Regions from separate parts of the Homo sapiens genome. Here region 1 is linked to region 2. A link is a loop called in an ENCODE intact Hi-C map of the cell type or tissue named here. Cell type or tissue: heart right ventricle. All regions are shown on one strand.

Region 1 (8,000 bases), 240 kb after region 2:
TCCATCACACGAAGTTGTAGTTGGTTCTGCCTGCAGTGTTTCTCCATGATGTAATATAACCTCATTATATACACTCAGGAGCCTGAGAAATGAGTATCACAAACCACAGAGTCTTCTTGTTGCTTAGTTACTATCCTGCATTTCCTGGAGACTTTACCTTGGCAAAGTATATGATGCTACGTTTTAATGAATGTTGATTGGTCACTGTATGATAAATGCCAGGAAAAACAATGAATGATAAAAAGAAGTGTAAATCCCACTCTTCTGCCTATATCCCAGCTCCATTTTCACGTCTTTTGGTATCAGCCCCAGGATTTGGGGTCTTCTGTTTGAAAATGAGATCAGTTCCGTAACATCTGTATAGCTTTGCTTGCTATGGTACTGGGCTGGAAAGAGGCAGGTCAAAGCGAGTGCCCCCCTCACTGGTGTGCCCTGAGGATGCAGAGGCCCTCTTTGCCTGGTGATAACACCTTCAATGCCCGTTAGGGGGCCCAAAATTGCCAGTTTATTATCCCTTTGGGACTGATGCCTTAAAATCTCATTTTGTCTTTGAGAAGTGGTATTTGGAATATTCACACATCAAAGTGTTATCGTTCTCTGCTAGCACAGTACCAGCTAGTTTATCTTAGCCAGCTGGCTTACCTCTCAAGGCACTAAAGGAACGGAAAAACACAGGGCAATCTCTGTAAGCCTCGTTCCTTCACTTGGTAACCTCTGAAAAGCTAGAGAGAAAGGACCAGTGAGAGAACAGGATCAGCTCTTGCTGGGGGTCCAGCCAGGAGCCACCATGGAGGGCCTGGAGCACTTAGAGGAAAACATGGGGACATCAGGTATGCAGGAGATCAGGCAAAAAACAGTAAAGTCAGCTTAGGAAAGACTCGTACCTCTCACCCCCACTGCCTCAACCTCCTCCAAAGTGTAGAGTTCATAGCTTTTCCTTGGGAAGCTTCTGTGTATACAGTGCTCAACAGAAGAGAGGAACAGGATTTAGGTTACTATCTTCCATACCCTAAAAGTGAACATTGTAATATTGCAAATACAGTAGCAGAAGGAAAGCACTTCTCAGGAAGTAAAAATACATCTACTCCTGCTAACAGTTTTCTCCATTCACAAAATATTACTGATTTTTTTAAAATTTGGAAAGAATATTAATATTCATAGATGTTAGATTAGTTGGGCAAAATATGCTAAAAATTGCCATTTAATTTATAATAGTGAAAAACAATGCAACCTAAATGCCCATGAATGATAACTAATTACATACAGTGGACTACAATGGAATTCTATGAAGTCATAAAAATAAGGATGTACATCTGTATTTATTGTTATAGAAAGAAAGCCACGAAATATTGTTGAGAGAGAAAGCAGATTGCAAAACTGAATATATATGCAAAGAGATGTTTTTAGGGATATTCACTGTTAAACAGTGATTAACTTAGTTGACTTTTTTTTCCTCTGTTCCTTCTTTTTTCTTTTTTACTTTAAATATTTATCTTTTTTAAAAGAAATAATACATTTCCTCCCTCCAAAAAAGAATAGCCTAGCGAAATATTTTTACTTCAAATGCTTTTCCCCTTATTAATCTTTGTATAAACCATTGTGGTTTGCTAAAACAAGGAAGGTTGTAGAGTAGAATCCATGCCCACGTTAGAACAAAATCCAGGCAGGAAGACACTTCATACGTGGTTATAAGACCAGGAGGACGAGGAGACAAAGGGAAGCAATGGTGTTTGTTTGTTTGTTTGTTTGTTTTAAGAGACAGTGTCACTCTGTCACCCAGGTTGGAGTACAGTGGCACCATCATAGCTCAGTGCAGCCTCCAACCCCTGGGTTCCAGCGATCCTCCCACCTAAGCCTCTCTAGTATCTGGGACTACCGGTATGCACCACCACATCCAGCCAATTTTTAATTTTTCTTTTTTTGAGACAGGGTCTTGCTATGTTGCCCAGGCTGGTCTCAAACTCCTAGGCTCAAGCAAACCTCCCAAAGCACTGGGATTACACGTGTGAGCCACCACACCCGGCCTAGAAGCAATGGTTCTGATCCAGGAAAAGTGCAGCCTGGAAACTCAGCAATCTGTACAGAATCCTAGCTCTTAGACTAAAAGGCATCAACTGGTACAATTTCTTGCCTTTGGGCACTGAACGTGTTAGCTTCTATTTTATTTAACTTACTGTAAAATTATATTAGCTATGCTGCCACTTAAGCCAAGATGCTTTCTGTCTAGTCACTTCGGTTCCATCCTTTTGAGCGCCCTGCCGTTTCATTGCCTCTCCTTTCTCATTCCTCTCCCCAAGGCTGTACTTTGAGTAACTGTATGTGCATTTTCCTGTGCCTTTTCATTATTAAAACACTGTAAAAGGTAATGTCTCCAAAATGCAAACCATAGTCTTCTCCATTGAAAAATATTTTCCAGGCCAGGCACTCCACTGTGCCACTGCACTCCACCTGGATGACAGAGTGAGACTCTGTCTCAAAAAAAAAACAAAAAACTCATTAAACTGTAAAATGGGCGCATTTTATTTTATGTAAACTGTATCTCAGTAAAGTTTATTTATTTATTTTTGAGACAAAGTCTTGCCCTGTTGCCTAGGTTAAAGTGCAGTGGCATAATCATGGCTCCCTGCAGCCTTGAACTCCTGGGCTCAAGCGATCCTCCTACCTCAGCCTCCTCCCAAGTATTTGGGACCACGGGCATGTGCCACCATGCCCAGCTAATTTTTTTTTAAGAGATGGCGTCTTGCTATGTTGCCCAGGCTGGTCTCGAACTTCTGACCACAAGAGATCCTCCTGTCTTGGCTTCCCAAAGTTTTGGGATTACAGGCATGAACCACCAGGCCTGACCAAAGTTGATTTTAAAAAATGAAAGGGGGGCCAAGCGCAGTGACTCAACCCTTATAATCCCAGCACTTTGGGAGGCCGAGGCGGGTGGATCACCTGAGATAGGGAGTTCAAGACCAGCCTGATCAACATGGAGAAACTCTGTCTCTACTAAAAAATACAAAATTAGCTGGGAGTGGTGGCGCATGCCTGTAATCCCAGCTACTCGGGAGGCCTCAGCTTGAACCCTGTAGGCAGAGGCTGCAGTGAGCTGAGATCACGCCATTGCACTCCAGCCTGAGCAACAAGAGCGAAACTCTGTCTCAAAAAAAAAAAAAAAAAGGGTCTGTGCTTGGTGGCTCACACCTGCAATCCCAGCACTTTGGGAGGCCAAGGTGGGTGAATCACCTGAGGTCAGGAGTTCGAGACCAGCCTGGCCAACGTGGTGAAACCCCTCTCTACTAAAAATAAAAAAATTAGCCAGGTGTGATGGCGCACGCCTGTAGTCCCAGCTACTCAGGAGGCTGAGGCACAAGAATTGCTTGAACCTAGGAGGCAGAGGTTGCAGTGAGCCGAGATCATGCCACTGCATTCCAGCCTGGGTGACAGAGTGAGACTCCATCTCAAAAAACAACAAAAATGAAAGGGAAATAAGAGTCATTACCAATATAATTAGGTTTAAATTTTTAGTTAAAATCAAATTTTAACTGGGATTGCCAAAAATGTCCTTAACTTCATATCTCCAAATAAAATGTCTGCAGTTAATTTATGTTGTTTATACAGCTAGCTAATTCTCTATATTTTTATAGTATGTTGACACTTAAAATTTCAATCTCTTCTAGTGGTTCCATGAGTGGGACTGAGGGGATGATGGGTGTTCTCATTATAGCCTTCAGAAGGCTGCCTATATATAAGTGTGCACAAATAACTATTATTCAGAGAATTAGAATCATCACAAAATATCCTTTATGAAGGATAAATATAGGCTAATTTATCCTTTATGACTGTTAAATATAGGCTAATGTTTCTTTTATTCTTCAGACCCATTTCAACTTTATAGAAAAAAAAGTATGCACAAAAGCAGCACTCTATAATTAAAAAAAATTCCTTATTGGTCTTTTGGATTTTGGTTCTGCATAAGTATGAGTTTCTCATCAGGCCTCTCTAGACTACTAAAGCCTAAAGTGATGCTTCCCCCATCTCAGCTCTTAGAGGAATTACTGGGTGTCTTGTTTATTTGGCAATTCCGTGCTTACAAACTCTTTTCAATGAGATCTTCAGCTCCTTGAGACCACAGTAGATACCTACGTATTTGTCGGTGTAATTTTGTTGTGTTGATTTACTGAATTCAAAGGGTTTGTACAAATACTTTGTTTACAGGGTTTCATTACAAATCCAAATAAGCTCATATGCTTAGTAATTCCAAAAATGTTATAGGTATTCAGATTAGCATTGCTCATTCATGCCATTTAATTTACAGAGCTCAGCTGCAGTAATTTTCTCCAGTGGATGATGTAAGGAAGGCATTGGCAGAGGAGTAAGAGACTTGGCTTCAGAGTGGGCAGTAATAGGGCTAAATCTGGTTTTACAAAGCAGGTACTGTAAAGCTCTCATTGCCTTTCTGAGGACAAGGCTTTGAGCTATGAGTGCCAGGGTCGTCTGTCTAAGTGGAGGCTTCTTAAAGGAATTGAGCCTCGTTTCCTGGGTTTGAGGTGTATTCTTTTTCACATTCCCTTTGTACACCAAATATATTTAGTATTTATTATCTTTGAAGTTTAGACCTTTGGAATTTTTTTTTTTTTTTGAGGCAAAGTCTCACTGTAGCCCAGGCTGGAGTGCAGTGGTGTGATCTCAGCTCATTGCAACCTCTGCCTCCTAGGTTCAAGCGATTCTCCTATATCAGCCTCCTGAGTAGCGAGGACTACAGGCACGTGCCCACCATGCCCTGCTAATTTTTGTATTTTTAGTAGAGACAGGGTTTCACCATGTTGGCCAGGCTGGTCTCAAACTCCTGACCTCAGGTGATCTGCCTTCCCTGGCCTCCGGACATGCTGGGATTACAGGTGGGAGCCACCACGCCAGGCCACAGTTTGATGAGTTTTGAGAAAGTAATATACGCATGTAACCACCATCACCACAATCAAGATCTAGAACATTTCCATCACCCCAAAATTCCCTGGTACTCGTCCCTGGTCCCAGGCAAGCCCTGATCTGTTTTCTGTCACTGTGGATCAGATTTGTCTTTTCTAGAGTCTCATAAAAATGTGATCTTATAAAATGTATAGACTCTTGTGTGTAAGGTTTCTTTTCCTCAGCATAATGTTTTTAGACTTGTCTATGTTGCATGAATGAGTGGTTCATTTCTGTTTATCACTGAGTATTTTTCCAGTGTATGTATATACCACAATTTGTTTATATACCACAAATGTTGATGGACATTTAGGCTTTGTCCAGTTTTGTCTATTATGAATAAAGCCATTATGAACATCTATGTACAAGTTTTTGTGTGGACATGTTTTCTCTTGGGTAAATATCTAGGAGTAAGACTACTGGGTTGTATGCTAAGTGTATGTTTAATTTTAAAAGAAATGGCAGCCGAGTGCGGTGGCTCATGCCTGTAATCTTAGCAATTTGGGAGGCCGAGGCGGGCAGATCACCTGAGGTCAGGAGTTCGAGACCAGCCTGGCCAACATGACGAAACCCTGTGTCTACTAAAAATACAAAAAAAATTTGCCACGCATGGTGGCACACACCTGTAATCCCGCTACTTGGGAGGCTAAGGCAGGAGAATCGCTTGAACCTGGGAGGTGGAGGTGAGACTGAGCCAAGCTCACACCACTGTACTCCAGCCTGAGCGACAGAGCGAGACTCCATCTCAAAAAAAATAAAAAATGGCCAAACTGTTTTCCAAAGTCCTGGTACCATCTTACATCCTACCGGTAAAGTTATGAGAGTTGTAGTTGCCCTACATTCTCACCAATACTTGCTATTATCAGTCTTTTTAATTTTCACCATCCTAATGGATACGTAGTGGTATCTCACTGTGGTTTTACTTTGCATTTCCCTGATGGCTAATGATGTTGACATATTTTTGTGTGCATGTTGGATACTAATATATCTTTGTAAAGTGCCTATTCAGTGTCTTTTCCAATTTAGTTGGGTTGCTAAAAAGTCTTCATATATTCCAGATACAATACCTTTGGCAGGTATGTAGATATGTGTTGTGTGACTATTTTCTCCCAGTCTGTGACTTGTCTTCATTTTGTTAGCATTGTCTTTTGAAGAGCAGAAGTCTTTAACTTTGTAAAAGTCTAATTTTTTGCTATCTTCTTTTATAGCTCTTGTCTTTTTTTGTTTTTTTGTGTGTGTGTATTCAATTATCTAAGAACTCTTTGACTCCCTTCAGATCATGTAAATGTTCTCCTGTTTTATTTTAGAAATTTTAATTTTACCTTTTTTTTTTTTTTTGAGACAGAGTCTTGCTCTGTCACCCAGGCTGGAGTGTAGTGACGTGATCTCAGCTCACCGCAGCCTCTGCCTCCCAGGTTCCAGCAATTCTGCCTCAGCTTCCCAAGTAGCTGGGACTACAGGAGGCAAGCACTGCGATGCCCAGCTAATTTTTGTATTTTTAGTAGAGACAGGGTTTCACCATGTTGGCCAGTATGGTCTTGATCTCCTGACCTGGTGATCCACCCGCTTCGTTCTCCCATAGTGCTGGGATTACAGGCGTGAGCCACCGCACCCATCCAAGTTTTACCTTTTAAGCTTAGGTACATGATCCAATTTGAGGTGAATTTTGTGTATGAGTAAGTTAATAATCAATGTTCATTTTTTCCCATATGGATATCCAGTTTTTCCGGTACCATTTGTTGAAAAGACTGTCTTTCCCCTATTGACTTACTGTGGCCACTTTGTCAAAAATTACTTGCCCATAGACATGCGGGTTCATTTATTTTGTTCCATTGATCCAAATGTTGATCCTTTAATAATAATGTAGCTTTATAGTCAGTCTTGAAATTTGATAGTTTGAATATTCCAACTTTGTTGTTCTTTTTCAAAAATTTTTTGCATTCTAAGTCCTTTGTGTTTTTATATAAATTTTAGAATAAGTTATGTAAGTGCCTGCTGGGATTTTCTTTTTTTTGAGACAGGGTCTTACTATGTCACCCAGACTGAAGTGCAGTGGCATGATCACAGGTCATTGCATCCTCAACCACCCAGACTCAAGCAATCCTCCTGTCTCAGCCTTCCAAGTAACTGAGACCACAGGTGCGTACCACCACACCTGGCTATTTTGCTGCTGTTTGTTTTTGTAGAGATGGGGTTTCACCACATTGCCCAGGCTGATCTTGAATTCCTGGGCTCAAGCAGTCTTCCCACCTCAGCCTCCAAAAGTGCTGGGATTATAGGTGTGAGCCATCGTGCCCCACCCCTGCTGGGATTTCAGTTAAGATTACATTGTATCTGTGGAACAATTTGGGAAAAATGGTCATCATCATATTTAGTCTTGTAGTTCATAGACATAGTATATCTCCATTTATTTGCGTCTTTAATTTTCAGCATAACATTCAGCAATGTTTTTATAGTTTTAATTGTATAGGTGCCTTGCATGTATTATGTTAAATTTATCCCTAACTAGTCCATGTTTTTGATACTATAGTAAATGGTGTTTGTGTGTGTGTGTGTGTATTTTTTTTTTTTTTTTTTAGACAAAGCCTCACTCTGTCACCCAGACTGGAGTGCAGTGGTATAATCATAGCTCACTACAGCCTTGACCTCCTGAGCTCAAGCAGTCCTCCTGTCTCAGCCTCCCAAGTAGCTGGGATGACAGTGTGCACCACCACACCCAGCTAATTTTTTTTTTTTTGGTCTTGCTGTGTTGCCCGGGCTGGACTCAAGTGATCTTCCCTTCTCAGCCTCTCAAAGTGCTGGAATTACAGGCATGAGCCACCGTGCCCAGCCAGAGGTATTGTTTTTGATACTATAGTAAATATTTTATTTAAATTTCCAGGTGGTTATTGCTAGTATGCAGAAAATATTTTTTTGCATTAACCTATGCTAAAGTCACTTACTATTTTGATTTGCCTTTCATAAAGATTCCTTAAATGTTTCTACATACACAATCATGTCATCTGCAGATAGACAGTTTTATTTCTTCTTTTCAATCTGTATGGTTTTCT
Region 2 (8,000 bases):
TAATACCAGCACTTTAGGAGGCCAAGGTGGGCAGATCACAAGGTCAGGAGTTCTAGACCAGCCTGGCCAACATAATGAAACCCCATCCATCTCTACTAAAAATACAAAAAAAAATTAGCTGGGCGTGGTGGTGCACACCTGTAGTCCCAGCTACTAGGGAGGCTGAGGCAGAAGAATCACTTGAACCCAGGGGGCGGAGTTGTGATGAGCTGAGATCGTGCCACTGCACTCCAGCCTGGGTAACACAGCAAGACTCCATCTCAAAAAAACCCAAAAAAACAAAAAACCTTTGCTTATTAAGTATAAAGTGATATTAAACTGGTTATTAAAAATATGAAGTGGCTGGCCAGGCACAGCGGCTCACGTCTGTAATCCCAGCACTTTGGGAGGCCAAGGCAGGCAGATCACCTGAGGTCAGGAGTTTGAGACCAGCCTGGCCAACATTGTGAAACCCCATCTCTACTAAAAATACAAAAAATCAACCGGGTGTGGTGGCAGGCACCTGTAATCCCAGCTACTTGAGAGGCTGAAGCAGAATTGCTTTAACTCGGGAGGCAGAGACTGCAATGGGCCAAGATCGCACCACTGTACTCCAGGCTGGGTGACAGAGCGAGACTCCGTCTCAAAGAAAAAAGAAGCAGAACAAATCATAATCAACTGCCCAGCTATATATCCTAGTAGCTCATCTTTATTTTACATCATGTAGTGGGGGAAATGATCAATGTGACCACATGCATCTCTGGTACTCAGATGATGTATTGGCAACACTGCACCACAAAACGCTGTTTTAAACCATCTTACCTCAAGCTTGTGAGCCCTCTCCCTGCTCAGGGGCTCCAAGGGAAAGCTCAGGTTGTTCGCTTCTGCCAGAGAACGAAGATCAAAATAATACTTGGCATAGACACTGGAAGGAACATTGATGTTGAACTGCAGCAATTCAAGAAACTGTCGCTCTAGCTCGTTCCTGCAAAGCAAAGACAAAAATAGCCTATGCTTAGCTGCCACACCAGGCCACGTGGCCTGCCAAGGCAAGTTGCTGGAGACCAGACTCCAGAAAACTGCATCCTCCAGGAAGACCAGTGATCTAAGTAAATGTCTGGTTAGACCACCATATTGGGATTAAAAGCCAAATCCACTTGATCTGGTGCCCAGAAGGATGAGGACTGGTTAACTGGGATCATCACCAGGAAGCGTTTCAGGGCGAATCACTTCACTGAGATCTAACACACACACAGCAGGCTCTGGCTGCAGGTCTCCGTGAGGACAGGCTGCTAACAAAGGGTGGATGCAGCAGCCAAGAGCTGCCACGTGGAGTCCAGTGAGGGCCCTTCCGCAGGGGCCCAGAGGAAAACACTCAGCCTCTGCAGACCTAGAGGACATTGGCTTCCTCGGTGGCCCCTCCCTACCTCCAGGGAGAAAAGAAGGGAGGAACTGTGTAGGGGCTTTCTTAGGCAAAAGGCAGGGATTATGGGGGGAGGGTGTCCAGTCTCTGCCTCAGTCTCTTAAAAAGAGAACTCACAAGCCGGGAAGAATGGAAGCAGTAGTTTCCACACTTGAGCACGCACCCCATCACCTGGTGGGCTTGTTAGAACAGACAGGGGGCTCCACCTTCACACTGTGGGGATCAGTAGGTCTGCAGTGGGGCCTGAGAATGTGCATTTCTAAGGAACTCCCAGATGATGGTGAGGCTGAGGCTCTTGCCCCGGGCCCACACTCTGAGAACCACTCAACTAAAAAGGTAGGTTGGGAGAGGAGGTGCTAAGATCCACCCTGCCAACCCATCTACATGTTGATGGAATGCTGGGAGAAATTCAAAAACTTCTACTTTAAGAACTTCTCATGTCAGCTATCTTTCAAATTAGGTTTATTTCTAGATAGTTCCTCTGGGTGGGGGGAACCTTCTCAGTGAGGGAACTATCTGTGGAGCACTGGTCCTGGGTCATGCACTCAGATTCAGCACGTTCTCCCCAGGAAGCCCCCAGGGGTGCCCACCCACAGGGTGCCCACCCACTGCACACCCTCCAGGAAACCTCCTGTCCTTGCCCACACTATGCAGCATGTGGCTGCTGAACTCAGCCTCTTGGGCTGTTCTCCTCATAGTCAGGAAGTGCAACATCTGCTTTTGCATGCCTGGCCCCCAGCACATGATCTCAGAAGGCTTCCCACAGCAGTGAGAGCTGAACTGAGGTGAGGGAAGCATGGAGCTCTGGCGGAGAGGAACCAGGGCTGAGGAGGGGGTGTTTCAGGCAGAGTGGGTCCCCTCCAACCTGCTGCAGGCAGCCAAAACACACAGTCACCATTTCCTGTGAGTGAAGCCAGGGCCCTAGTGCAGGGCCTCACCCTCCTGACCCTGATCCCAGCCTCGGCATTCTAAGTCATGTCCTGCCAACTCTGCTGAACGCTGAGGGTCTGGGTCTGAGCCTCACATGCAGGCACCATCCTGTCCTGAGTGATGTCCCGAGACCCCTATGGCTGTTCCCGGTGACTCATAGCACTCAGCTATGAAGGACTGAGGAGGGCTCCACACCAGCTCAAGTTGCTGTGACAAAGGACAAGAACAGTAAGGAGGCGGGTGGGGAGGCTGGGGCTGAGCAAGGCCAGTGGCTCTGGGGAGACATGAAGCTGCTGGGGAAAGGAGCACTGGGACCTGTGGGCAGGCGGCAAGGAAGGAGGCCCGAGGAAGGCCCATTCCGGTCTCTTCATCAGATGAAGAGCGTCACTGCTTGTTTCCACACAGCCTCGTGAAAAGAGTGATAACAAGCTCCAAATGTATTTACTGTACTAAATTTCATAGTTTTAAGAATTTAGGCTGGGTGTGGTCACTCACACCTGTAATCTCAGCACTTTGGGAGGCTGAGGCGGGTGGATCACCTGAGTTTAGGAGTTTGAGACCAGCCTGGCCAACAGGGTGAAACCTCGTCTCTACTAAAAATACAAAGAAAATTAGCCGGGCATGGTGGCACATGCCTATAATTCAAGCTACTCAGGAGGCTGAGGCAGGGGAATCACTTGAACCCGGGAGGTGGAGGTTGAAGCGAGCCAAGATTGCGCCATTGCACTCCAGCCTGGACTACAAGAGCGAAACTCTGTCTCAAAAAAAAAAAAAAAAAATTAGTCAGGCATGGTGGTGGGCACCTCTAATATCCCAGCTACTCAGGAGGGTGAGGCAGGAGAATCACTTGAACCCAGGAGGCGGAAGTTGCAGTGAGCCGAGATTGCCCCACTGCACTCCAGCCTGGGCAACGAGAGCGAAACTCTGTCCCAAAAATAAATAAATAAATAATAATTTACTTTGATTTGGGATAATTTTTACTTAAAACAACTTTTATTTATGCTTCATTTAAATGAGATTTAATAAGAGATCATCCTGTGAAATACTGGAATCCAGGTAAGACTTCAACAAAACGAAAGCGTCAGAGGCCCTGCTAAGGCCAGAACTGTCAAACGTCAAAGGAGCAAATCCCAAGTGAACCTGGGAGCTGCCATGGACACACCGCCGTCTGGTGGTCAACAGGCGTCACTGCAAAGCGTATTCTCCCAATAGTAAGAAGAAAAGTCTAAGAGAACAGCCTGATAATCCTGCCCAAAATGATATACAGACACCATGGTTCCAGATGGAGGCAGACACTACGAGCAAAGTCAAGAGGAAGCTGCTTTTGAACAAGGCGGTATTTTCCCAGGGTTCCCTGGAAAACAGAACAACCTTCTCCAAGCTTGAGTTTCTGGTTAAGCTTTGGGAAAATAGATTTTAGAGCTGTTGTATTTTCAAAAAATGAATTTTTTTCTAAAGATTTAGAAAATAAAAATAATTTCCAAAACTTGAATTTCCAAACTGCAGCAGCACATCTTTTACAGGGACACTGACAGCTTGCTATGTGATAAATTATCAGAAAACTAACGTGATGCCAAGAATGGGCCTGATGGATTTACTATCTGCATTTAGATAACTATGAAGAAACAGTTTTGGTGTAAAACGTTGTAAGAAATATATTCAAGTCGACCAACAAAAACCACATTTCAGAAATATTTGTCACACTAGATCAACACTGTATAAAAACCCAATTTGGTACAATTCAGCAACTTGAAAATAGAACTCTAAAATGATGTTAAAAAGAGCTGTTTTAATCATCTAATATGCTGCCTACTTTTCTAGAAACTAGGGTCACTTCCCAAAAGAAGGAGAAACAAAGTCTTGAAAAGGTATCTGCATAGCCACACTTACAGCCTCCACTTACTAGCCCAATGTGGAGGTAACCCAAGTGTCCATGGGTGGATGAGTGGATAAACAAAATGGGACACAGACCCCCAGTGAAGTATTATACAGCCCTAAAAAGAAAGGAAATTCAGACACACTACAACATGGATCAACCCTGAGGACATTATTGGCAAGTGAAATATGCTGGACACAGAAGGACACAGACTGTATGATCCCACTTGTGTGAGGTCCTGAAAGTAGTGAAGTTCACAGAGACAAAAAGTAGGACAGTGATCACCAGGAGCTGGAGGAAGGAGGAATGGCAAGTTAGTGTTTAACAGGGGGAGAGTTTCAGTTTGCGAAAATGAAGGGTTCTAGAGATGGATGGTGGTAATGGTTGCACAACAATGTAAATGTACTTAGTGCTACAGAAATGTATACTTAAAAATGGCTACAATCATAAATTTCATGCTACATACATTTTACTACAATTTAAAAACAAAACACCACCAGAAACCAGGTATCTACAGAGGAACTGAAGTTCTTTCTCTGTGACCTTCTGTGCCATGCAATGCTTGGACAAGTCACTTGATTTCTCCTTATTTGGATTTGTCTACACATGAAAATGACATTTACGGGAACAGTGCAAAACAAAAACAAGAAACAGACAAACCTCGAGGTGTAATTTTTTTTAACAGTATTTTTGCCTACAGAACTCTGCATGGTGAAATTTCACTGTCCTTTCCCCATCCACAGCGGTTGCCACTTCTTGCTCTAAGCTGGCCTGTGATGCTGTGACCACTGATTGTTGGTGAGAGTGGGAGAAAGGCTGGCCCTTGGCCCCATCTTCCCACATGAGGTCTGCCTGAAGCTAACATCTGACTGGTGCTGGTGACTATCCACATGGCCTGGTGCCCTGACTATTCTGCCTGCAAGTCTCAGTGACACTCGTCGTACAGTGTTCTTCAGCCTGCGCCCACAGATACGCAGCTGCACAGTCAGCTGCCTTCCAAGCCAGAACCCCTCTGTCCAAAGGTACATGGGGAGACTCCCAGTCAAGTTCTCACTGTTGGATAATTCTTGAGCAGGAGATTAGCCTATGGTCAAAAATACCAGGAAGGTCACTTCAGGAAGCTGGGACACAGGAGGCCAGGAAGAAGGGTACCTAGAAGAACAAGCACTACCAAAAACCCCATTTGAAAAGGTTTCCAGCTGAAACCTGTGAGCCCTCTCCCTGCTCAGGAGCTCCAAGGGAGAGCTCGGGTTGTTTGCCTCTGCCAGGAAACTGAGACCAGCTAACCACAGATTAACACACTGCTAAATGGCAAAAAGTTTAAAACAACGCGTACAGTATGGGCCCAGTTTTGTAAAAATAAAATCTATGTAAACACTGGGAAGTTCTATATAATAAAAATGTTAGCAATATTCTTTCTGAGTGATGGGATTATAGAAAAATGCAGCAGGGCAGCCCTTGATAGGATGGAGCCCACCCCAGGATATCTGAGACTTCTCCTGCCCAAACGCCTCCCACCCCACCCTCAGGCCCAAGCCACTGACTCTTTTCCCACTTGGGGATGAAAAAGAGGATTCTAGGATCTTGGGGACTTCCACAGCGTGCCAAGAAGGACAAGCTCCTGGCACGCACCTCCCTCATTCTGGGACACCCAAGTGGGATTTGTGGAAGGAACCCATTGTTCATCTAAGGTACTGCAGGTAGGGAGTGCAGCTTGGGTGGCTGTCCAGGCCCCTGTTCTACAGGCTGTGTCATCTCAGCTCTATTCCTGAAGTTATGCTGGGAAAACTCACCGGCAGTGCCTCTGCTCATCTTTACCTTGGTGCAGGGCCCCCAGCTTCCAGTGAGCCTTGTGCTACCTCCTCTCCCCATAAAGGGCTACCGAGGAGTCATGATTTTCCCTCAGCCATTCAGCTGAGTGATGTCCAATTCCACCAATTCCTGGGCTCACACGGTTTTACTGGGAAAGACTGAATGAAGTATTCATTTCTAAAAATTCTAATAGTAAATCTATTTTACTGTGCAGGTGCCACAAAATCACTTGGAGCCTCTAGCTCCACCAGCATCTATGTCCACAGATATCTCCAGCAGCTCCTAGAATGTAGATTTCATTCCTTCTTTTAATAAAGTTTACAGGGTGTATTAGTTTGCAAGAGCTGCTGTAATGAAAATGCTAGGGGCTTAAACAACGGGAATTTTTTCCCCACAGTTTGTGGCTGTAAGTCCAAGCTGTCAGCAGACTGGTATCTCCTGAGGCTGCTCTCCGTAGCTTGCAGGTGGCTGTCTGAGTCTCACATGCTCATCCTTCTGTCTGTTCCCTGTGTTCTGATCTCTTCTTCTTATAGGACACCTGTCATATTAGGTTAGGACCCACCCAAATGAACCAATGTTAATTTAATTAGGTCTTTAAAAACCTTATCTCCAGACATGGTTACATTCTCAAACACTAGGGGTTGGGAGGGCTTTGCATGTGAATTTGAGGGGGACAAAGTTCAGCCCCGCAACACTGCCTTCGTGCCCTTCAGAATTCATGTCCATCTTACATGCAGAACACACTCACCTCATCCTAACAGCCCCAAAGTCCTAATGCATTCCCGCTCCATCTCTAAGTCCCAAATCCTATCTAAATCTCATCTGAATCAGGTATGGGTGAAGATTGAGGTATGATTCATCCTAAGGCAAAATTCCTCTCCAGCTGTGACCCAGTGACCTGCTTCTAAAATACAATGGTGGCACAGGCATAGGACAGACATAGGACAGGCATCCCCTTTCCTTCCAAAAGAAAGAAAACTCAGAAAGAAAGAGGTCACAGTGTCCAGCAAGCCCGAAATCTAGCAGGGCAAGCTCCAGGGATTGAAGACTTAAGTCCTCTCTGCTGATGCGCCATCACCCACCCCCAGGTAGGCAGCCCTGCCTTGGCCTAACCCCCTGGAGCCAAGGAGGAAACAGCCTCACTCCAGGCTGTGCCTGCTGGGCCCATGGTGGCAGTGGCAGACCTGCTGGCCTCGGTACCATCTCAGGATCATTCACCCCTTTCCTTGGAGGATATCACAAGTCATGCCAGACAGTTCTGCTGGCCCGTGGAATGCCAGAGTACGACAGCCTTGCTTCACCTGTCCTGTCTCTGGGCCCTTTGGTGCAAGCCGGCAGCGCTTCTGCTGAGATGGCTGGCTGACTGGATCCATCTGTCACATCTGTAATCTCTTTAGCAAATGCTGTCCCAGCACCCTTGTGTTGCCTCCAGAGCACACTTTCCCATTTTTTTGCCATATGGATAGACTGAGATTAGAAGATTTGAGATTTCTAAATCTTCAGCTAGAAGATTTGGTTCCTTGTTACTAAATAATTCCTCCTCCTTCTGTTTCTCTCTCTCCTCTCACAGTATACTACGAGCAACAAGAGGGACTAGGCTGTGACTTCCACACTGTGCATGGAAATCTCCTTGGCTAAAACATCCACATTCATTTCTTAAACATTCCACTTTCCACAAAACACTAGAACGCTATTTGGTCAGGTCTTTGCCACTTTTTAACAAGGATCACCTTTCCTCCAGCTCCCAGGAACATGCTCCTCACTTCTTTCTGAGACCTCACCATAAGCACCTTGGACATTCATATTGCCAACAACATTCTGTTCATGATGACATGTGAATGCATCTAAAATGGTAGAGGCATTTTCTACAGCTGTCCTCTTTTCTGAGTCTTCACCAGAATCACCTTTAATGCCCACATTTCTACCAACAATCCCTTCAAGGCAGTCTTGGGTTTTTCTAATATGCACCTCAAAACTCCT

The links. Hi-C counts contacts between places; a loop is a spot of excess contacts. Peaks named below come from ENCODE experiments on the same cell type or tissue, not always from the same donor. Only the 100,000 strongest peaks of a DNase experiment are listed, where the experiment ranks them.
Region 1: a loop joins it to region 2, with 2.2 times the contacts of the local background. A loop is called at or near these places in 62 of 110 quality-filtered maps.

Annotation. Positions count from the first base shown.
Region 1 is chr10:35,320,642-35,328,641 of GRCh38, reverse strand. CCNY-AS1 (CCNY antisense RNA 1) reads left to right here. Exons shown (of 4, transcript NR_186477.1): 3 at 6,972-7,089. It also overlaps a transcript of CCNY not described here. Among named protein-coding and RNA genes, the nearest start is that of CCNY-AS1, 12 kb to the left of the region's middle. In heart right ventricle, no CTCF peak of the experiment used is centred here; no DNase peak of the experiment used is centred here; H3K27ac peaks cover 832 bases.
Region 2 is chr10:35,558,987-35,566,986 of GRCh38, reverse strand. CCNY (cyclin Y) reads right to left here. Exons shown (of 10, transcript NM_145012.6): 9 at 802-964. Among named protein-coding and RNA genes, the nearest start is that of GJD4, 42 kb to the left of the region's middle. RefSeq lists enhancers at 1,936-2,015, 2,286-2,395, 2,456-2,565. In heart right ventricle, CTCF peaks have their summits at 1,490, 3,311 and 3,514 (motif pointing left); DNase peaks (open chromatin) are centred at 1,634, 2,220, 3,486, 5,089 and 1 weaker place; H3K27ac peaks cover 5,926 bases.